Regions from separate parts of the Mus musculus genome. Here regions 1, 3 and 4 are each linked to region 2. A link is a loop called in an ENCODE intact Hi-C map of the cell type or tissue named here. Cell type or tissue: heart. All regions are shown on one strand. Links, peaks and the distances in the headings refer to the core of each region. The heading gives the core; the rest is flanking DNA. Region 1 holds the start of Fdx2 (ferredoxin 2). Region 2 overlaps Cdc37 (cell division cycle 37). Region 3 has its middle 3.3 kb from the start of Eif3g. Region 4 holds the start of Icam4 (intercellular adhesion molecule 4, Landsteiner-Wiener blood group).

Evidence for each region. Peaks named below come from ENCODE experiments on the same cell type or tissue, not always from the same donor. Only the 100,000 strongest peaks of a DNase experiment are listed, where the experiment ranks them.
Region 1: a loop joins it to region 2, with 3 times the contacts of the local background. A loop is called at or near these places in 4 of 42 quality-filtered maps.
Region 3: a loop joins it to region 2, with 7 times the contacts of the local background. A loop is called at or near these places in 20 of 42 quality-filtered maps.
Region 4: a loop joins it to region 2, with 7 times the contacts of the local background. A loop is called at or near these places in 26 of 42 quality-filtered maps.

What each region holds. Positions count from the first base shown.
Region 1 is chr9:21,070,954-21,076,477 of GRCm38, forward strand. It overlaps Fdx2 (ferredoxin 2), which reads right to left and starts at 2,578. Exons shown (of 5, transcript NM_001039824.3): 1 at 2,436-2,578; 2 at 2,311-2,365; 3 at 2,122-2,228. The coding sequence starts at 2,553. It overlaps Raver1 (ribonucleoprotein, PTB-binding 1), which reads right to left. Exons shown (of 13, transcript NM_027911.4): 11 at 5,011-5,154; 12 at 4,632-4,715; 13 at 3,205-4,543. The coding sequence ends at 4,397. It overlaps Gm38431 (predicted gene, 38431), which reads right to left. Exons shown (of 17, transcript NR_038081.2): 11 at 5,011-5,154; 12 at 4,632-4,715; 13 at 4,338-4,543; 14 at 2,311-2,365; 15 at 2,122-2,228. Mir7082 (microRNA 7082) reads right to left here and starts at 4,635; the gene lies at 4,544-4,635. In heart, for the core only: no CTCF peak of the experiment used is centred there; DNase peaks (open chromatin) are centred at 2,598 and 3,438; H3K4me3 peaks cover 1,781 bases; H3K27ac peaks cover 1,835 bases.
Region 2 is chr9:21,134,404-21,139,927 of GRCm38, forward strand. Cdc37 (cell division cycle 37) reads right to left here. Exons shown (of 8, transcript NM_001378796.1): 8 at 5,028-5,524. The coding sequence ends at 5,405. Among named protein-coding and RNA genes, the nearest start is that of Tyk2, 5.9 kb to the left of the region's middle. In heart, for the core only: CTCF peaks have their summits at 745, 3,042 (motif pointing left) and 3,243; DNase peaks (open chromatin) are centred at 708, 2,228 and 3,159.
Region 3 is chr9:20,899,117-20,904,640 of GRCm38, forward strand. No RefSeq gene overlaps it. Among named protein-coding and RNA genes, the nearest start is that of Eif3g, 3.3 kb to the left of the region's middle. In heart, for the core only: a CTCF peak has its summit at 2,550 (motif pointing right); a DNase peak (open chromatin) is centred at 2,535; H3K4me3 peaks cover 755 bases; H3K27ac peaks cover 831 bases.
Region 4 is chr9:21,027,525-21,033,023 of GRCm38, forward strand. It overlaps Icam1 (intercellular adhesion molecule 1), which reads left to right. Exons shown (of 7, transcript NM_010493.3): 6 at 1-156; 7 at 247-1,290. The coding sequence ends at 422. Icam4 (intercellular adhesion molecule 4, Landsteiner-Wiener blood group) reads left to right here and starts at 1,908. Exons shown (of 3, transcript NM_023892.3): 1 at 1,908-2,299; 2 at 2,413-2,718; 3 at 2,858-3,072. The coding sequence starts at 1,930. The coding sequence ends at 2,970. Icam5 (intercellular adhesion molecule 5, telencephalin) reads left to right here and starts at 4,514. Exons shown (of 11, transcript NM_008319.2): 1 at 4,514-4,687. The coding sequence starts at 4,606. It overlaps Mir1900 (microRNA 1900), which reads right to left and starts at 4,804; the gene lies at 4,727-4,804. In heart, for the core only: CTCF peaks have their summits at 2,135 (motif pointing left), 3,409 (motif pointing right) and 3,626; DNase peaks (open chromatin) are centred at 2,077, 3,397, 3,967, 4,747 and 2 weaker places; H3K4me3 peaks cover 3,455 bases; H3K27ac peaks cover 3,038 bases; H3K27me3 peaks cover 3,552 bases.

The DNA.
Region 1 (5,524 bases), core at 377-5,376, 63 kb before region 2:
TCTCTAGTGCTTTTTACTGGTTGGGGTTTGTTTTGAGAAAGAGACTCACTGTGTATGCTGTCCTGGAACTTGCTATGTAGACACCAGGCTGGCCTCAAAGTCACAGACAGCCTCTCCTCCCAAGTGCTGCACCACTAACCCAGCACCGACCCTTCCAACTGTCTGCCAATGACAACCTGTCTTTACTCTTGGGCTTAGAGTTCCTGTTAGGCTCAGAACGGCATGCTATGACAAAAGACTGTCACTTTGGTATACACAGTACATAGTATTCACACAAAGACTCTTGTCATTTGGGGGAGGTGGCAGGTTTTTTTCATAACTTGTCATAATTTTTGAGACAGGGACTCTTGCTAAGTTACCCAGGCTGGGTATGAATATAAACAGGGTCTTGTTATTAGTCGATGGTTGCCCTGAAATGTTCTGACTGGGTTAAGGGGTCACTGCAAGCCCAGTGACCTGAGTTCAATCCCTAGGAAAACAATATGGAAGGGGTGAACCAGCTCCCTCAGGCCATCCTCTGACCTCTACGGCGAGGCATAAGCATGCACACACACATGCACGTGCACACACACATGTACACGCACACGTGCATGCATGCACACACACACACACACACACACACACACACACACACACACACACATACACGCTAAATAAATACAATACAGAAAACACTCAAGGGTGATACTCAAGGGAGGCATGAGAGGACGAAATGCCCCATGTCTGAATCATGTTTTGCCATGTGACTCTTGCTTCTGGACCCTGCCTACCATAATATGGTGTACAGCTCCCTGCTCTGCAAGGTGGAACTACTGCCCCCTTTACTCCTAAAGCTGTCCCAAGGAATTAGCACTCAACATACACTGATCTCAGACCTGCTTACATGGAGGGCCTTGGGAGGCCAAGGTGTGAAAGAGGCTGTGGGAGAAATGTCAGAAAGCAAATGAAAGCCAGGCTCTATGAGGCCACTAAATACAGACAGACATGGGCACGGGAGGCTTAAGCTGGGTGAAAGGATGCCAGGCTGTCAAGTCTGAAGAATGAGGAGCCAAGTCATCTGCTGGGAAATCACCTCTCACATTATAAGCACAGAGGTGCTAGGACAGGACTGAGCTGTGATGCCTGAAAAACAGCAAGAGAGTGGTGAGGGACAGCACTGTGCATCTGTGATCCCGCTTCAGTTCCACCTCTCCCCAAAAGGTAGTCAGCGGCAGCACTAGAGAATGGGGGGTCAACATGGAGAATCCACAATTTCCAAGAGAGCACAGATTCTAGCAGCTCAGTAAGGGCTGCTCCAAAACCTAGTTTTATTTTAGTGTTAATTTAAAGAAAGATTTTTAAGTGTTTCCATGTGTCTCTGTGTGGGTTGTGCATGTGAGTAGGTGCCATGGAGGTGAGGTAGTGTGCCCGGCACTACTGGTACAGAAGGCTGTGAATTGCCTGGCACAGAGCTGGTGGTAGGAAGAGAACACAGGTCTTCTCACAAGCCGTCTGCAGTCTTCAGCACTGGCGACCTTTCCAGTTTCATTATTGCCATCTTACTGGCGTTAGCGCAAAGGTGGTAAAACAGTAGAGACAACCTGTATTCTCAGAACTGAGAAAGCTAAGGCAGTATGATCAGCCAGCAGGTTTAAGGGTAAGTCAGAGACTCTGTCTTAACCATTTTGGCACTAAAGAGGTGGAGGCAGGGGCATCACTATTGTGAGTTTGAGCCTAGCCTGGTTATATAGCTGATTTCAGAACAGCCTGAATAACATGGACTCCATCTCAGTTCTTCCCATCCCACCTATTTGGTGATATGGTAGGCAGCACATGCCTGTAGTCTCAGGACTCAGGAAGTGGAGGCAGTAGGTTCACTGCAATGAGTTGGAGGCTAGCCGGGATTACATACTTAAGTTCCTGGACAGCCTGATTCACAGAGTGAGATCGGACCCACCCATACACCACCTAAACAAAAGTATTGGATTGTGGTAGTGCACACCAGGTCCCAGGAGGGTCAGCAGTTCAAAGTCATCCTCTGATACATAGTAAGTTCGAGGCGAGCCTGAGCTATAGGAAACCTCTCAAAATTACAAAAAGGTATAAGAATGCCAAGGATCTCCCTAGTTTCATATGACCTACCTTCCAGGTCCACCCCGTGGCGCTGGGCCAGGTATAGAACATTGTCCCCGACTTTGCCCCTCACCGGGATCCGCTTGCCAGAGCGGTCCACGAACACCACGTTGACCCTGGGGACAAACAGGGTGCAGGTGCTGAGCCGGAGGCAGGGAGTGGCAGGGAGGGGCAGGGCGTGGCACGAGGGGCACTCACACGTCCCGGGGCAGCTCCGGGCTGTCCGCCGCCTCCTCGCCAGCACGCCGCTCGCCTGGAAACACACGAGTGGGTGAGCGGCTGCGGCCTCGCTGCACGCCGCGGCTCGGCCCAGCCCTATGTACCTGTAGTCCCGAACGTCCTAGATGTTACCGCCGCGTGCCCGGCCCTGGGTCCCCAAGATCCCCCGGCCGCCCGTAACAGGACCCGGGCGCTCACGCCCCGGGCCATGGAGGCGGCCATGATAGGCCACGTGACCGGAAGACCTAGCATGCTCTGCGCGTCCTCAGCGACAGTAAACGCAGCGTTTGGGCGCCGTGTGAGGTCAAAGGTGATGCACTGGGATCTAGCTGGACTTCCGGCCTCGCCCTGTGGTTGGATATTTCTTCCCTTAGGTCGTACTGTATGTGTTCTGCTTATATGTACGTATGTGCACCAAGTGGGTGCCTATGGAGCCCAGAAGAGTTGATGGGTAGTGTGGGGCTGGGAACTAAAACTACGTTCGGCAATTGGGACCAACCTCTGAGTTCTCTAATTTTTAGACAGGATCCCCTAGTCTGGCCTTGATCTCCGAATTCCTTTGCTGGAATTACCGGTTATGTGCAACCAGTATTTAAATTTTGTTTGAGACAGAATCTCTATAGACTGAGAAATTCTTAAGTCTCTAAGCAATTCATATAGACCAGGCTGGCCTCCAAGCCCAACTTAAATTTTTAGGGATTGTGTGTATGAGCCCATCCGTGACATGTGTGTAGGTCAGTGGTCAATCTGCGGGAGTCAGTTCTCTCCTTCCACCATTTGGGGCAGAGGGATAAAACTCAGGCTGTCTGTGTTACCAGAATTCTGAGCTAGTTTGCTGGCCCATGGTTTATATCAAGAACCAGCCAGCTCTGATTTTTTTTTTAAAACCGTTTACTTACAAACTTTAATTCAGCAAAGGTCTATGCAGGGGGTGGGGGTGGGGTGAGGGGGTGAGATACACCCACTGGAGTGGGTTTGGGTTATCATGTTTGGGGAGGGAGGCTGGTGGTGGCTCAGCTGGCTAAGGGCAGAGCCCCTAGGTCCCCCTCACATGGACAGAGAGGAGGCCTGCTCCAGTGATCCAGCCTGGGGATGGTAATGACCTGGGTTTGAAAGAACATGGTAGAGGCCCAGTGGCCTGGGTACAATGGTCACCTTTCACAGACAGCAGGGGAGACTGTTGAAGCCAGCAGAAAATACTGGTCTCTGCATCCAGGCTTTGGGCAAAAGGGGTGGTTTGCCAAGATCAAGGCTTTAGCCTTCTGTCCACAGGGCAGACACCTGGAGAAAGGATGAACCCTAGGCCAGAGCTCTTTGGTCCTGAGCGGAGCTTTTGGAGCTCCGCATCTGTGAGGCTCTGACCCAGCAGGACCTGTGGCCCAACTTTAAGGCATCAGAAGGCAAGGATACTGGGGCAGGGGCTGGAGATCTTGGGGCTTAGGGTACTGGCCAGAATAGGCAGGCAGGGGCATGAGACAGCTATACCTGCAGCAGATGACTGGGAAGAGAATAGGGTTAAGCTGTTGGAACCTGCACATGTGGAATAGAGCCTGGGCAGGCCAGACCCTGAAGGAATCAATTTGGGGCTTTTCTGGACGGATGGGGGAGTAGATGTGATAATCATCCTGGTTGTTTTAAAAAATAATAAAAATTAGAAAAGGAAATAAAAGTCAATTGTCGAAGTTTAAAAACGGGGACTGTCTCTGATCCTCACAGGTCAGAGACACCTCCAAAGGCACTCAAGAGGCCAGAACACAGGAGTGACGAGGCAGGAGAGGAGGCCTGGAGCTAGGGAGGGAAAGAGAGCAGGTCAGGCCCCTCTCTCTTAAGGCTGCAGGGTTTGGCTCCAGGAGCAAGCCCACAGGTAATGGTGTGGCCCCAGATACCCCACATTCCTTGAGCTCCAGCTGGTTGGTCAGCAAAGTCTTTTGCAGAGATTTCTCTATTACCCAAAGAAAGGACATTAAAAAAAATAATAAAAATAAAATCCCAGAAAACACAAATACCAGAAAAAACCCAAAAGCAACTTGGTGCAGGCCCTTGGAGCATCTCTGGTGTCGACCCCTTAGAAAATCCTCTTCCGCTTCAGGTAGGAGTCCGCGTAGTGGCCGCCGAGGCCCTGGGAGTGCTGGCCCACGTAGCTGCCCTCTGGGCTGGGCTCAGGTGAGGGCAGCAGGTGGGAAAAACTGCGTTTCTGGCCACCCAGTGGGGTCTGGAGACAGACAGCAAGGGGGGCCAGGTCAGTGGCCTCCCAGAGCCAGGGTTGCCCAGCCCTGTGCCTCCCCTCCTCCTGCCCGTACCTTCAGCAGGTGACTGTGACCATTGGGCCCAGGGCCCAGGCCCAGGAGCCCTTCACTGGAGCCCATTGGAGAGGAACCAACAGCCTGGGGAGTCAAAGAGGTGGGGCAGGTCACCCTGAGGCCACCTAGCCTGCAACTCAGAACTGAGGCCTGGTGGTAATCCAGCTGTCTCTCATCTGTCTTCTGGGGCTAAGACCACCCACACCTTAGGCCAACTTGAGATGAGGGGAAGCTCAACAGTGGGAACCAGAGGGGCCAAAACCACTGCAGCATGAGCTGTCGCCGAGACCCCTTGGATGACAAGGCTACAGAGACATACAGACACACAGCCCGGCATTCCAATGGTCCTAGAGACCAGTCCCTTGTAGGGCAGACTCACCTTGTTCAGGTGGCTCTGCTTGAGGCCAGCCTGTAGGCCACTGGTGAAGTAGGAGGTGGGTGAGCCAGAGTAAAAATGAGAGAGGGGTCCCCCACTGCCTCCACCACTTCGGGGCTCATTGAAGCTGCTAGGTGGGGGGGACATCTGCAGAGAAAGGTTCAGCTGAGGAAAACCATGGCAGGAACCCTTGCCCACCATGATTCAGATTGTCCATGTTTATTTTCTGGGGACCTCTGGGACCCACAGCCATTGTAGCAAATTCAGACTGAACCACAAGAGGATAAGCTCTGAGTGGCTCAGGGAGACACCATGCTCTGAGCCAGTGACCTTCACTTCAACAGATGACTGACCACCTGTGTGAGCCATGGGGTGAGCCCCTGCTGAGCCCCCAGGGAACCACTTACTGCCCCATTGAAGGTGATAAGTAAATGCTTGCACCTAGAAGTTTGAGTTGGACAACATAGGAAGACTGCCACCAGTTTGTGGAGCTCAGTTAATAAGGGAAAGCACTTCT
Region 2 (5,524 bases), core at 328-5,327:
AGGGCGCATGTGTGCATGCGTGCGTGCGTGCGTGGTGCGTGGTGCGTGTGTGTGTGTGTGTGTGTGTGTGTGTGTGTGTGTGTGCTGGGATGGGACCTGGGGCACTGTCTATACTGGATGAGCACATCACTCAGCTCTTTGAGGTTCTGTACTTCCATCTTCACTGGTCTAGAATGTGAGACCCACCAGGGAGGGCACATGCCCAGTGGGCAGACACCGAGTGGTCTGAGCTGGAGGCCAGGCTGCTCTCTCTCTGCTTTCAAAGGGCCAGCTGTCTTTCCCTGCTGACACTCTGTGGTGGCTCGAATGAGTGGGCCCCACAGACTCATATATTTGAATCTTGGTTTCCACTTGGCATATCTGTTTGGAAAGGGTCAGGAGATGTGCCCTTGTTGGAGGTGTTGTCACTGAGGGTGGATGGGTTTGAGACTTCAAAGGGCCAAGGTATTCCCAGTTCTCTTTTCTATGCCTCCTGCTTGTGGTTCAGGGTGTCATCTCATCTACTTCTCCATTCGCGTGCCTGCCTGCTGCCATGCTCCCCACCATGATAAAGGACTCTAATTCTCTGCAATTCTGATCCCCAAATAAATGTGTTCTTTTATAAATTGCCTTGGTCATGGTGTCTCTTCACCGCAATGAAAATAACTAAAACAGTCTCCTCTGCCACTGCCCAGGCCACAAGAGTTCAATAGCAGGAAGAGGACTGTGCCAAATTCAAGAGCCGGCTCAGATGGGTGGAGTCCCTCTGGAGTTCGGAAGCTGAAATAGAGGGCCTGGATCCTGTACCCAGCACTTCAAACTGGGTGACTCATAACAATAATGGCCCTAATAATCACAGTAATAATAAACAACAGCTCTTTCCCCCCCAGGGGATGCTGAGTCACGAGCCGGGGTAGCCAGAGTTTGGCATTCTCCAAAGGTCCCAAGGCTTGGCTTTTTCTATTTTTGGTTTTTCAAGACAGGGTTTCTCTCTGGAGCTCTGGCTATTCTGGAACTCATTTGGTAGACCAGCCTGGCCTCAAATAGAAATCTACCTGCCTCTGGTTTATTCTGTTTTATTTGTGTGTGACATTTAGGCACATACATGTACACAGTTGTGGAGGCCAGGGGAAAAACCTTAACTGTCATTCCTTAACTGCCATCCACCTTGGTTTGGTTTTGTCCGAGACAAGGTCTCATTGGCCTGTAACATCCCATTTGGATAGGCAAGATGGCCGCAGGCTCCAATGGCTACCGGGCTAATGAGCATGCAGCACCCTTCTGCTTTTGTGTAGGTTCCGAGGCTCAAACCTCACTTCCTTTACAGTTCTTTGCAGACTGAGCTCTTCTGGGCTGACTGGGCTTCTCCCCCTCCCCCTCCCCCTCCCCCCTGTTTCTGTTTGGTTTTGTTTTCATATTCTTTTGAAAGATGGGCAGGGTCTGTGGAGTTCACTTTAGCCTGGGCTGACCTCAGACTCAAAGCCCTTCTGCTGTCTCAGCTTTCCAGATGTTGGAAGTACAGATATGAGTGCCAGCCCAAGTCTGCCAGTTCATTCACAGCAGGACAGACATCCCACATTGAACAGTGGAGAGAGAAACCAGCTACCTGAGGCTACTGGGAAGGCCTGTGTTTGTTCTTCTGACCCAGAGGTCTTGTAGAACTTCTGCACCCTAAACCTGTCCATTACTCAGCAGGAATACCCAAGGGGTTTCCCCAATGGGGACTTTCCATACGAAGAGGGACAAACCCAGGACAGCTGGAACAGGTTTCAGAAATGAGGGGATTCCCCTAAGCAAGGCAGGTCTTTGGGGGAAGGGCTTCCCTAAAGTTCCCACCAGACCTGGGAAAAGCCAAGATAAAGAATTGAAAACAAAGTCTGTTGTCTTCTGAATGGGAGGTCAGGGAACAGTCAGGCCCCTCTCTCCTGAGGACTGCAAGGTGACTTGCTGGGAGACTTTCAAAGAAGGTTCCATGTCCTGCTGTACATGTGTGTAGCAGTATTCTCTAGAAACTGTGTCAACCATGGCAGAGAAAGGAAAAACTACAGAAATAGGGTGGCAAAAGATGACAGCCCACAGATGCCACTCTGTTTCTGCGACACCCCCACCCCCACGTAGCTTTGTAGCTGTTTTACTTCTCCGTATGTAGGGTCATCAACTGAGCTGGTAAAAATGAAAGCAAAGGGCTTGCATTTCCCTGCAATCGAGGACCCGGTTCAATGTGTCTAGGAGCCTAGGGGGGTGGGGACAGGAAGCCACCAGAGACTTCCTGACAGCCCAAGCAGCTAATGGGCATCCCTCTACAATGAGCTGCTGAGATGGCTCAGCGGATAATGACACTTGCCACCATTACTGACATCAATACTTAGTTCTAGCTCCAGTTCCCACAGAGTGTAGACACAGAAACTCCAGCTGCTTTTCAATGTCTACACAATAAGTATATCAATAAAAATTTTAGACCTATTTGTGGAACTATTTTGTTATGAAAAAACAAAACAAAGCACACTGAGACAAGATAGCCTAGGCTGAACTCGGTCCATACTTGTGCCTCAGCCTCCCAAGTGCTGGGATTATAGACATGTACTCCGTAATCAGCTATGAGACAACTCAATGAGTTAAAAATATAACCAAACCAGACTGTCAAAGTAACTCACAACCTATGTTCATCACAGCACTAGGCAGACTGAGGTAGGTTGACTGTCACAAATTCCAGAGTAGCCTGTGCTACAGTGAGACTTAATCTCAAAAATCACGAGCTGGAGGAATTACTGTGGTCAAGAGCACTGATTGCTATCCCAAAAGAGCTCAATTCCCAGCAACCACATCATGGCTCATGACCTTAAAGTACACACACACACACACACACACACACACACACACCCCATGTGTTTGGATCACCTGGAACTGAGTTACACACACACACACACACACACACACACACCCCATGTGTTTGGATCACCTGGAACTGAGTTACAGACCTACCTTTCAACTAAAGAATACTGGGCTTGTAAAGATTTGTGGCTCACTCCTGCCCTCTGGTGGATAGACACTTGGACACAAGAGCATTCTGGCCATTCTGCAAATCTTTTCTGTGGGCCTACTGTGCGTGCTCCAGTCCCCTTTCCCAGTGCTGTGGGAGTCTCAGGGGAGAAGGGAAGGAAAGGCTCATAGTGCCTGGTAGTCTACAGGTCATACCACACCGGTGAGGCAGTCCTGCGGCTAGTGTGAAAGGTGAGAGGTTCAGAGAGCTCCCAGGAACATGTCTGGGAGGTGCACTGCACCGAGCTAGGGCTGGTTAAAATGTTTTTTCATTCTGTTGTTCCCTGAGATAGGATCTCACTGTGCAGCCCTGGCTGGCCTGCAAGTCACCATGTAGACTAGCCTTGCCTCAGATTTTGGAGATCAGCTGCTTGCTGTCTTCCAAAGGCTGAGCTGGGTCCTGAGTGAGAAGCAGTTCCCAGAGGACAATGCCCTAAAAGGGGGATGGATGAAGGGTCAGAATCTTGCCTTTGGCTGATTTCAACTGATGCAGCTCACTGCACCATTTTTGCATGTTTGTTCATTTGCTTATTAACTTTATGTTTTAGGTTACACTCTTCTGTAGTATGCTGAGTTGGCTCTCTCCTGACAGCAGGTAGCATGCTGTAGGAATTAAAACTGCCAAGCTTGGTGGCTAGTGCCTTTCACGGCTGAGCCATCTCACCAGGTCATGCAAGTTTACTTTCTCACGCGTAGCCCAGACTGGACAACCATGTGCTTTGTGTGTGCCATCGGCATTAGGCATGTGTACTGTGCCTGTGTACCGTAGGACCCAGAGGATGCCCAGTGGCCTGCTCTATCATGCTTCATGTTATTCCTACTCACAGTCTCTCAATCTGAAACAAGACCTGCAGCCACCAAGCCCCAGGGACACGGTCTTATCTCCAAAGACACCGAGGTTACAGGAAGTGCACACGGCCATGTCCAGCATTTTGGTGCTGGTATCTAAACTGAGGTCTTCTCAGGCCTCTGTATCGAGAGCTATCCTCTCAGTCCACCACCCTTAACTCCAGAATTAAATCCAACTTTGGGCCTGGGATTTGCAGATGTGGCACCACACCCAGTTTATGCAGGGTAGGGCTAGAAGCCAGAGCTTCCTGAATGCTAGGCAAACACTCTGTAAACTAAGTCCTTTAATTCATTTTCACCGAGACAGTGACTCACTGGTCAGCCTAGCCCGGCCTTGAACACATGACCCTTCTGTTTCATTCATTCTTCAGAATGATACATGTGCTTTAAAAAAAAAAAACAAACAAAAAACAAAAAACAAACATTGCTGGAACTGAAACCACGCTAAGCCAAGCTCTGCCACTAAACTCTAGCCAGAGCCCCAGGCTACATTCTTTCTAACAGGAGAAATCCTCAAAGTTGCTCCCCAGGACTGGAGAAAAGACTCAATGTTGCAGAGGACACTGTGTTCACTCCAAGTAGCCACATGGTGGACTGAGGGCCACTGGGAACTACAGTTCTAAGAGATTCTGGCCTCTGCAGCCACTACATGTACACGTACAGAACACTCATACACATAAATTAAATTTTAAGCCAGGAGTGGCTCATGCTTTTGATGCCAGCACTCAAGAGGTAGTGAGTGGCACGTGGATATCTGAGTTTGAGGCCAGCCTGGTCTATATAGTGTGTTCCCAAACAGCCAAAGATACATACAAAACCTATCTCAAAAAGACATTCGGGCGTGCGAGCGTACACACACACAAATAAAAATTTAGAATAAGATGTTCCCCTAGCAGAGGCAAAGTCTAGTGTGAAAGGCCACATATATCTCATGCCCAGGTTACCCTCAAACTCGTGTCCTCTTGTCTCCATGGAGTGCTAGGGGGAGAGGGGAGACAGAGGGAGGAGTTAGGGGAGGCTGAGACAGACAGTTGGAGAGACACAGAAGGCCTAGGACTTCTGAAGGGTGAGGACAGGGCAAAGGCATGGATGGCTGTTAGCACTCCAGTTCTCCCCACCTAGGTTCACCCTCTGCCTCAAACAGCACTGAACCAGCGGCCTCCAGCACCTGGAACTGTTTATTGGACATTGTTGCCAGTTGCAGGACAGGAAGCTAGACAGAAGAAAAACAGTGACCATAGACCCATAGGGACAGACCTTGCCTAGATGGGGACATTTGTATCCCCAACCCGGTGGACCAACCTGGCAACTGCTGCCCCTCCCCAGGCCCCCAGGACTTTGGCATAACGCTGATGGGGGTAGGAGGCTGCAGACAGCAGAGCCCCTCAACCCGAAGCAGAGAGTCTGATGAGCGCTGGGGACAGGTGGGAGGAGAGGGGACACGGGGCAGGCCATGGGCCAGGATGTGAGGAGCAGCACAAGTGAAGAAGTTGGGAGCTAGGGACATGGTGGCTAAGTTTCCTTTTCCGGAGAAGGGTCACGCACTGACGTCTTTCTCGTTGCCCGCTTTGGGGACGGCTTCCAGCAATGGGTCCCCGGGGCCCGCCTCCTCCCCCTCCTTGGCCTCACCAGACTTGGAGTTGGGGACCCAGAGGCC
Region 3 (5,524 bases), core at 236-5,235, 240 kb before region 2:
TAGCCTGCGCTCCATGCGACTCTGTCTCCAAAACTAAAGGTGTCTTGCTTTGTTCCCCAGGCTTGCCCCTGAACTCCTAAACGCAAGGAATTCACAAATAGCTGGGGCTATAATTGTGTGCCAACAAGCTTGGCTGAAAAGCACGTGTATCAAGAATGCCCTCGCCCCACATCGTTTAGAGGATACCAGGATTCTGGTTTGTTGAAGAAGAAACAGACTCAGACCAAACCCTTTTGTCCTGTGCTAAGACGTCCTTTCTTTGAATAAGAGGCCACCTGGTCTCCTGTGCCTCCTTTGCTGTGTAGCATGCTAGGGTTTATCCTACAACCTTGTTGTGCGTTTGTATTATTTGAAGACAGCATGCTTGTGCATACATAGCACACATGGAGGTCAGGGGACACTTTGCAGACAGTCTCTCCTTCCACTATGTGGGTCTTGGGATTGATCTCAGGCCTTCAGGCTTGGCAGCCAGCCTCCTGCTGTGGTCCAGGAGTCCCCTCACAGACCACACGAGCCCCAGTCTCAGTCAGAGAGAGGCACTTTATTGAGCATACATGTCAGGACTGGTTAACCAGGGCCACAGTCCAGATTCAGGACCTGAACTGTGACCCTGACTTAAGATCCTGCAGGGTTTTTAAGCCTCAAATCCACAAACATCTGGGCCAAGTCACATCACCAATCAGGATTCAGAAATGGGGGGTTTACCTGGGAACATGGTTTTGCCTTACACGTATCCTGCTCCCATTGGTTGGGTATTCAACGGTGGCAAGAGACTTTCCTTGTTGAACATTCATGTCTCAATGTGCCAACCAGGTTGTCAGTTACCCACGCACATGTCTTTCTGCCAAGTAGGATGCCAGTTTCCAGGGAGGTCTTGGGAACTTAAACTTTACTCAGTCATTACTCAAAATGGAAGTCTTATTCCAAAGGGTTTCTTATATTGGTGCAGTTCTCTCTCTCATCTATTTATTTTATTTATATAAACTTGAGCTGTCTGAAGACACACCAGAAGAGGGCATCAAATCCTATTACAGATGGTTGTGAGCCACCATGTGGTTGCTGGGAATTGAACTCAGGACCTCTAGAAGAGCTCTTAACCACTGAGCCATCTCTCCAGGCCAGAGATTTCTCTCTTATGTTGGAGTCCATCCCAGGGACAGCTTATACAGACAAATACCATAAAAATTTATATATGGCTAGTAAGTGCTGCTGGGTGGTTGGTTCAGGTCAAAGCTTATTATGGGTAACTATTCAAAAAAGTTCTACTAACTTCTATCATGATTGGTTTCCAAGGGCACAGGGCATAACAGAATATGTAATCAGTTTTGGCATTAGAAAGTTTCCTAGTAACAGCAGAAACATATGAGAAAGTTTCCTTATAATGGTAGGCTAGCCAAGTAGGCTACCTAGGCCTTGACATTTTATCTAGGCCTTAATATTTTACCTAGGTCCCAGTACCTCCTTAGCTGCAAAAACGTTGCAAGCTCTATTCCTGCCACCTTAAACTCTCTCCAGTGCTAAGCTCCTGTCAAGTAAGTGGAGGTTATATCAGATTCTCTGCCGTAGGAACATCCACTCCAAGTCCATGTGTCTGTTTGGGATGCTGGTGGGGAACGGAAAGCAGGGAGTTGGGCACACTAATACTGACCTATACTCCTAACACTTAGAACTTGTATCTTAAGCTGGCAAGATGGCTCAGTGGGTGAAGGCACTCTCCACAAGCCTGCTGCCTGGAGTTCAACCCTAGGACCCATCTGAGGGAAGGAGAGGACTAACTCTAGCAGGTTGTACCCTGAGCCCCACACTTATGCTGTGGCCTGTTCTCACACACTGCATCGTAGTGGGACCCCTGTAGAATCAGAGGATCTAGGGTGAACATCAGAATGAATAGCTGCTTTCTAGATGGACTTCGACCTTGAAGAAATCCTGTGAGACTCTTCAGGATTCAGTCCAGAGGCTGAATGTCCCTGCTCCCAGCTCCCAGCCAGGCCTCGGGGCTAAGAAGGACAACGCTTCATAAAAATGTAATGGGTCGGGCGTGGTGGTGCACACCTTTAATCTCAGCACTCGGGAGGCAGAGGCAGGCAAATTTCTGAGTTTGAGGCCAGCCTGGTCTACAAAGTGAGTTCCAGGACAGCCAGGGCTACACAGAGAAACCCTGTCTTGAAAAATCACACACACACACACACACACACACAAAATGTAATAGAATCAGAGGAGGTCAGGCAACATCTAAGGATGGTATGGCCTTAAAAGGAAATTGGTTAACTAACTTACATTTGGTTTTTACTGTTGTTCTCTCTAAGGACACAATAAACAAAATGGTCAGTTTCAGTGCTAGGAAGGCATAGGCAGAAAATCCGAGAGTTTGAACTCAGCTGGGAATGAGGAAATAGAGTGGGGTCGTGAGTCAAGTAACAAACAAAGAACAGACTGAAGAGTTAGTTCCAGGTCTCCGTCCTCCCGGCTGGAGAACACGGTCACTTTAAGTAAGGTTTCCTGGGGTGCCTGTGTTTTCTTGTGAAAAAAACTTGTTGCAGTTGTCACTAGAGGGCAGAGTAGGACAGTGAGAAGGAAGGAGGTTGGGGACCAAGGAAAGAACCCCAGCTGCAAAGCTACCTTTTAGAAAGGACCCACTGGGGACACACACATGGCTGAGGCAGGAGTGCCACCTCAAGATCAAGGCCAGCCTGGCTTACACAGTAACATCCTGTTTGTAATGAAAAAGAAAAGAAAAAGAAAAGAAAAACGGCCAGGTGGTTTTTAAAGGTACAAAATTAAAATACTGATAGGATTTCTCCTTGGAACCTAGTAGTTTGACAGGTGGCAATTTGTATGCAAAGACTTGACAGTTAGAAGGCTGTGCAGTGGAGGGGAGGAGCTGCGGATACCTGTCATCAGCTCGGGTAGGAGCCGGGAGCCTCCAGAGGCCGCTTGCACTGCACAGTGAAAACCCATAGATAAATAAGTAGTGTTGCTCCTTCTCTGGGGAGCAGTCTTGTGTAGCTCTGGCTGGCCTCAAACTCGCTACGCAACTGAGGACGACTTCAAGCTACTGCTCCTCCTACTTCCACCTCCCCAGTGCTAGGATGGCAGGCAAACATTGTCCCGGCTGGTTTATTTCATGTTACAAGTGGAGCCCAGTGCATGCTGAGCCCCAGTGCACGCTGGGCAAGCCGTCTTAGGCAGATTTTTCTTGCTGTGATAAGCACCATGACCAAACGCAACTTAGGGAGGAAAGGGCTCATTTTATCTTACAGCTTGTAGTGCTATGCTGAACGAAGCCAGGGCAGGAACTTAAAGCCTGAAGCAGAGGCCATGGAGGAGCACTGCACGGAGGAGGCTTGCAACCCATGGCTCCCACAGTTGGCTTTTGACTGTTTTCTTTTGGAGACGGTGTCTATCTCCCGCCTGTCTGGGGACTGGCTATTTAGACCAGGCTGGCCTCTAACTCACAGAGATCAACTGCTTCTCCAGTTTGGGGATTAAGGCATGAGCCACCATGCTCAGTCCTTCAGTAGTTGAAAAGCAAAACAAAGCAAGAGATCACTGTGTAGACCAGGCTGGCCTTGAACTCACAGTGATGATCCACATTCCTCTGCCTCCACAGTGTAGGAATCAGGGGCGTCTGCTATGCCTGACCCTTAAAACACGTTTTTAAAACATTTTTTAAGCCGGGCAGTGGTGGCACACACCTTTTAATCCCAGCATTTGGGAGGCAGAGGCAGGCGGATTTCTGAGTTTGAGGTCAGCCCGGTCTACAAAGTGAATTCTAGGACAGCCAGGGCTACAGAGAGAAACCCTGTCTCAAAAAAAAAATTTTTTTAAAATTTATTTTGTGGGGCTGGAGAGATGGCTCGGTGGTTAAGAGCACTGACTGCTCTTCCAGAGGCCCTGAGTTCAATTCCCAGCAACCACATGGTGGCTCACAACCATCTGTAATGGGATCTGATGCCCTCTTCTGGTGTGTACTCATATACATAAAATAAAGAAATAAATCTTTAAAATGATTTACTTTGTGTGGTTGGTTAGTGGAGATCAGAAAATAACCTTCAGGTATTGGTTCTCATCTTCCATCATTTGGGCTCAAGGGATCTAACTCACACATTAAGCTTGGCTGCAGGTGTTGCTGTGGCCCTTGCCCTGTCCCCGAGCATCATGTCATTACTGAAGCTTTTCCCTTCACTGTGGCTCAAACTCCCCTTCAGCCTGGCGCCATGCACTACCCCTCAGGAGGCAGATCTGAGGCTTGAGTTTTTTGCCTCTATGCTGGCTCCCTTTCACTCCTCTAGAGGCTGGGTGTGAATGTGTGGTGGGGGTGGAGAGGCAGGGTTGTTAGTTTGGTACTTGAGAAGGGGGGGGGGGGGGGCAGGAGGTCGAGACTAGCCTCAGCTACACGAGTCTGAGAACGGTCCAGGCCATACAGAAGACTATCTCAAAACCAATGTAATTCTGCAGCATTTACCAGGGATTTGATGGATCTCTCAGATCCTGTGGCATTCCACCCACTTCTAGGTATTTGCCTTTAAAAGAAACACAGTGCTGTTTCGCCCAGCCCTTTGGCATATACTAGACGAATCCCTTGAAACAGATAATGCAGCTGGAAATAGTGCCTCACACCTGCATACAGCCTAGGATACATAAATGAGCTCAGGGCTAGCCTGAGCTACAAAATGAGACGTGTCTCAAAACAACTAGCATAAACTGTCTCAGGTCAGTCTCACACCAATGACCCCAGCACTCAGGAAGCCAAGGCAGCCAGATGACAGTAAGTTCAAGGCCAGCCTGTGCAACAAGTGAGAACGAGAGAACGCCTGGCCTGGACAGTGGAGGTAGGTAGGCATTGCTCAAGGTTGCTCAGGGTACGTAGAACAAGTTGATGTGTTTATAAAAAGAAGGGGGATATGTTCTATGGAGGTGCAGTGAGGTATAGGGGAAGAGGGTGTCTCAGTGGGCCCATGTCAAGGCATCTCTTCCCGCTGAGGGACCAGTCACACAACTGTATAGAATTTATTCAGGGCATGGGGAGGGGAGTTAAGAGGGTAGTAGAGGCAGAGAGAGGGAGACAGAGAAAGGGAGGAATAGAGGTTGGCCATGACCATGTGGAGGGAGGGTACAGAGCGGGAGCAGGAAGGGAAGAGCAAGAGGTCAAGAGAGCAAGAGAGGGAGGAGGGGGCAAGTAGCCCCCTTTATAGTGGGTCAGGCCTACCTGGCTGTTGCCAGGTAACTGTGGGATGGAGTTTAGACAGAGTGCTAACATTCCTCCCATTTTGGTTTAACTAAAAAAGATTAGAAAGATGTGATGGCAAAGCGGAAATAGGGTCGTTGTGATAGCTGGCTGCTTCCTGCTGACACTGGGGTGACGTTGTCTCTCGGGAACCTAGAGGGATGGGTGTGGGGATGTTTGCCCAGTCTCAGGAGAGTGGGCTGCTTCCTTGTCCGGGGTCTGTGGAGCCATCTGAGGACGGGTCAGAAGGAACAGGTCCAGGAGAAGCGTCTGTGTCTGAGACAGGAGATGGAGCAT
Region 4 (5,499 bases), core at 1-5,000, 110 kb before region 2:
CATCTCCTAAGATGACCTGCAGACGGAAGGCAGATGGTGCCCTGCTGCCCATCGGGGTGGTGAAGTCTGTCAAACAGGAGATGAATGGTACATACGTGTGCCATGCCTTTAGCTCCCATGGGAATGTCACCAGGAATGTGTACCTGACAGTACTGTGTGAGTATCCCAGGATATAAGGCTGGATGAGGGGTGGGCTAGGTGCCAGGGCCTCAAGTCTCACCATTCCCTTCTGTCTCTACCACACAGACCACTCTCAAAATAACTGGACTATAATCATTCTGGTGCCAGTACTGCTGGTCATTGTGGGCCTCGTGATGGCAGCCTCTTATGTTTATAACCGCCAGAGAAAGATCAGGATATACAAGTTACAGAAGGCTCAGGAGGAGGCCATAAAACTCAAGGGACAAGCCCCACCTCCCTGAGCCTGCTGGATGAGACTCCTGCCTGGACCCCCTGCAGGGCAACAGCTGCTGCTGCTTTTGAACAGAATGGTAGACAGCATTTACCCTCAGCCACTTCCTCTGGCTGTCACAGAACAGGATGGTGGCCTGGGGGATGCACACTTGTAGCCTCAGAGCTAAGAGGACTCGGTGGATGGAGCAAGACTGTGAACACGTGTGACCCGGACCCACCTACAGCCCGGTGGACCTTCAGCCAAGAAACGCTGACTTCATTCTCTATTGCCCCTGCTGAGGGGCTCCTGCCTAAGGAAGACATGATATCCAGTAGACACAAGCAAGAAGACCACACTTCCCCCCGACACAGGAAAGCTGAGACATTGTCCCCAACTCTTCTTGATGTATTTATTAATTTAGAGTTTTACCAGCTATTTATTGAGTACCCTGTATATAGTAGATCAGTGAGGAGGTGAATGTATAAGTTATGGCCTGGACCCTGCTGCAGATGCTGTGAGAGTCTGGGGAAAGATCACATGGGTCGAGGGTTTCTCTACTGGTCAGGATGCTTTTCTCATAAGGGTCGACTTTTTTCACCAGTCACATAAACACTATGTGGACTGGCAGTGGTTCTCTGCTCCTCCACATCCTGGAGCGTCCCAGCACCTCCCCACCTACTTTTGTTCCCAATGTCAGCCACCATGCCTTAGCAGCTGAACAATCGAGCCTCATGCTCATGAAATCATGGTCCCAGGCGGCTCCACCTCAAAGAGAAAGCCTGGAAGGAAATGTTCCAACTCCTTAGAAGGGTCGTGCAAGCTGCTGTGGGAGGGTAAGCACCCCTCCCAGCACAGAAACCTTTCCTTTGAATCAATAAAGTTTTATGTCGGCCTGAGTGTCTTGTGAGTTTGTGTACAGTCATCACATCAGTTAGGCAAAGCCCTAAGGACTGCCGACTCCCATAATGCCTCAGGGTTGTCTGGTAACCTAACCCTAACTCTGAGTCTGTGGATCAGGTTGGTCCCCACCCCCACCCCCTTTCTTTTTTGAGACAGGTTCTCTTTGTGGCCATGGATGTCCTGAAATCTGCTATGTGGAATGGGCTGGCCTTGACTTCACAAAGATGGGCCAACCTGTCTCCTGAATGCTAGGACTAAATGACAAAGCCACTGCCATGTCTAGTAAAATCTACGTTAGATAGACAGGGTTTCCCAGTGTAGATCAGGATGGCCTTGAACTTACAGAGATCTGCCTCCCTGGGAGTGCTGGGATCAAAGGCATGTGCCATCACCAAGCGTTATTTTATTTTTTAATTTTTAAAGACTTCTTGGGGCTTACGTAAAAACTAAAGAGCAGGTCCAGAACTGTGCAATGGCTTTTGGTTGATTGTAGGGTCTGATGGGAGGGGAGGCAGGTATCTTCATCAGGGCCGGCCGAGGCCCATTCTGGGGCGTGGCCAGGGTGCCTTCTTATCTCCTGCGGCCAGCCTAAACTCCCTGGCGTTCCGCCCGCACTTCAGCGCGGGCTTTGTGCCATGGAGTCTGCCCTTCTGCTCCCGTCGCTTTTGCTGGTGGCTGCCTATCCGAGGGGTGGGAGCCCCCAGCAAGAGTGGATGCAAAGTCCTCCCGCGCCTTCCGTGACCTCAGCACCTTTCTGGGTGCGTCTTAATCCAGAGCTAGAGGCCGTGCCTCCCGGGGGCTCAGCGTGGCTTAACTGCAGCCACAACTGCCCCCTGCCGGTGCATTCCAGCCTGCGCACCCAACTGCGGCAGGGAAAGATAGTTAATGGATCCGGCTGGGTATCTTACCAGCTACTGGATGTGAGGGCCTGGAATTCCAAGGTGCGCTGCGTCGTCACTTGCGCAGGAGAAACCCGAGAGGCCACCGCCAGGATCACTGCTTACAGTGAGGGAGACCGGGGCTCAGGCCGGGCTGGGGTGAGGGGAGAGGGGTGGAGGAAGCGGATAGATGGTAATTGCTTTAAGGGGTGCCTGTGGGCCTTATCTCTCTTGCCTTAGAACGGCCCAGAAGCGTGATCTTGGAGCCTCCGGTCCTAGTGGGCCACAAGTACACTCTGCGATGCTATGTGACACACGTGTTCCCAGTGGGATTCTTGGTGGTGAGCCTGAGAAGAGGTGGCCGAGTGATTTATCATGAAAGCCTGGAGCGCTTCACCGGTTCAGATTTGGCTAATGTCACTTTGACCTACGTGATGCGGGCCGGACTCAACGACCTCTGGCAGCCACTCACCTGCCATGCGCGCCTCAATCTCGACGGGCTAGTGGTGCGCAGCAGCTCGGCACCTGTTATGTTGACAGTCCTCGGTGAGGCATCCTGTAATCCCAGGGAATGGGTGCGGGAGAGGGGATGTTGCCACTCCAAGGGGGCCTGCAGAACAGGCGTGGGCTCCACGCTTGGCGGTCCTCAGACCTCCTAGTTCCTGATTTTCACTCCTGCCCACAGCTTTAAGCCCAGCCTCTATAGCCTTGGCCTCTACCTCCATCGCAACCCTGGTGGGGATCCTCCTGGCTGTGGGGGCTGTCTACGTGCGCAAGTACCTGGCTGTGCAGACTTAGTTATAGATCTGTTTTCGATGCCTGACAAGAGGGAGGGGAAAAGAACTTCAGAGTAATTAATTCAGAGACTCTTATTGAAACAATAAAGTCTTCCTCCTCAGTCTCTGCCTTACGGTTCTTGGAGAAAGTGGTTTCTTTTTTAAGGTACCTTACTTTTTCCAAATTCCTTACGTAGGGGCTGAAGATTAGTAGATTAGAGGTAGTACTGGAGGAAACAACACCTTGAAATTTCTCCTTCAAGGCCAGCATGGGGTCCTAGAACCCGAGTTCCTCTGCGTAGAGTTTTGTTAGCTTTATTTGTGCGGGGCAGAAAGACTAAACTGACCTCCCCTCCAGGGCTGACTCTTGGTATGGCTTTTTCTGATTGGCTCCGCTGATACAGGCCGGAGCTCTGATTGGAGGCTAAGTTTCCCTTCTCCTCCCTCCTTTTCCACTACGGAGCCTGTGCGTTACTAGAGAAGGCCAGCGGGTGGAGCTAGACCTGATTCCCCAAGGTTATCATTAATTGGGGGGGGGGGGGGAGGTAGAAACACTCGAGTAGGCGGGGCCTTCTTCAAGTAGTAGAGGAAGCGGCTAACTAGATAGGAAATCTAGCATAGCAACAAGTTAAGAGATGATTGTTCAGGCCACGTGAGCTGTCACAGACTTGCTTCCTGGCGTTGTGCTTGTTGTCTCCGAGTCTGGTATGTATGTAGAGAGGGATGTCAAAGCTGGGGTCAAAGTGTCCCCAGTTGATCTTTTGGTCCAGCGTGAATTGCAGAATCTCGCACTAGTTACCCAGTAGAGGCGGCCACACTCCTGGCGAGGAGGGCGCAGAAGCTCTGCTGAGAGACTAGACACACAACAGCGTTGTAGACACATTCCCGCTGCACTCTGGGTAAATAAAGATCGGGTGCCGGAGTCGACTCTAATTTAGAAGCCTGCGAACGCTGCGCACACGCACACGTGTCCGAGTCTTGCTGGCACTTGATCCCCCTCTTCCTTCGCCGCGTGCGCGGAGGAGGTCTTAGGGGCGTGGCTCCCATACTTAGCCTGCTGGAGGTCAAAACGAAACCTCAGTTAAGGAAGGCATCCTCACATTCTCCTCTTAGAACCACATTTCCTGCATACTATTGACTCCCCAAGCTAATACAAGCAACCTCTCCATCCACCCTTGCTCAAACAGGCGCTGGTGGGAGGGACCGAGGATGGGCGTGGCTTGGAGACCCAGCGCGTTGTCTCAGACTCTATACCTATGGTGGTGGGTGTTTGGGCAGGGCCTCTCAGCATCCCTTCCCTCCTTCGCCAGGGATGACGCGGGAGAGCGTGGTCGCCCCCAGAAGGCTTTAGATCATTAGGCCGACCTCCATGTAGATCTTTCCCCCACGGGGGACCGCTCTTGCCTGGCTAGCTCGCCTGCATTAAGGCCTGGAGAAGCCCAGTGCGCGCTCGCCTCCTGTCAGCTCGCCCCCCATCACCGCCTCTGTCACCGCCCCCTCCTTAGAAACCAAGTTACCAACGTTTAAACCAATCCCTGGGCGCAATTCTGCCACCCCCACACTCCACCCGCTGCGCTGCGCGGTCCTCCCAGCCCCGCTCTCCATCACTCGCGCTCCCCTCGCCTTCTGTGCTCTCCCCTCCCCGGCAGCGGCGGCAATGCCGGGGCCTTCGCCAGGGCTGCGCCGAGCGCTCCTCGGCCTCTGGGCTGCCCTGGGCCTGGGGATCCTAGGCATCTCAGGTAAGAAGAGCCCGCCGGCGGAGCCAGGTGGATAAGGCGGGGGCGGAATTGAAGGACCAGAGAGGGCGGCCCGGGTGTCCCCTCCAGGCTCCGCCCTCTTCTAGCTTCCCACGCTTCTGCCACCACCTGGAGCTCCGGGCTTCTCCCTGTCCTTCCTCCACCCCAACACACCTCGATCTTTCAGATCGGAACCCAGCACCTTTTCTGAATTCGGGGTTTTGCACCCAACCTGGCTCAGGAGACACTGTGGCTCTCCTGTTCTCTCCTGCTCTGTCGTGTCCTATGGTTCACAGACTAGCATCATCCCTATTTATGATCCTCAAAGACCCTATCTCCTCAACTGTCATAACTCAGAGGCCCTGTTTCCCCTCCACCTGGAGCCCTGGCAACCGGCTTTCTAGGGCTTTCCTCACGGTTCCTTCCCGGAATCTAACCTTGTGGCTTTCTGTCCAAGTTACTCAAGTTTGGGGACAATCTCCTTTAAGCCTTTGACTCAGTCTCTCATTTCTACTTTGCTTTCGCCCCCAGCCTCGGTGTCTCTCCCCCCCATTTCCTGACGACCTGTCAGGGTCTTAAGAGTGACTTGGTTCCCCATCCCCCCAAATTGGAATCTCCTCCTCCTCACTATTGATGTGTTCATCTGAGACCCCATCCCTGCACCGAGCTTCCCCATCTCTGCCATAGGCAGCAAGGCTTCCAGAGACGCCCCTCTAAGAGTGCGTCAGTCCCGAATCTTGAGTGGGATGCGGGACTCCCGTGCTATTTCTTGGCGGTGGTCTTTCCTCGTCCTTACAGACACCCCTGGTTTGGGA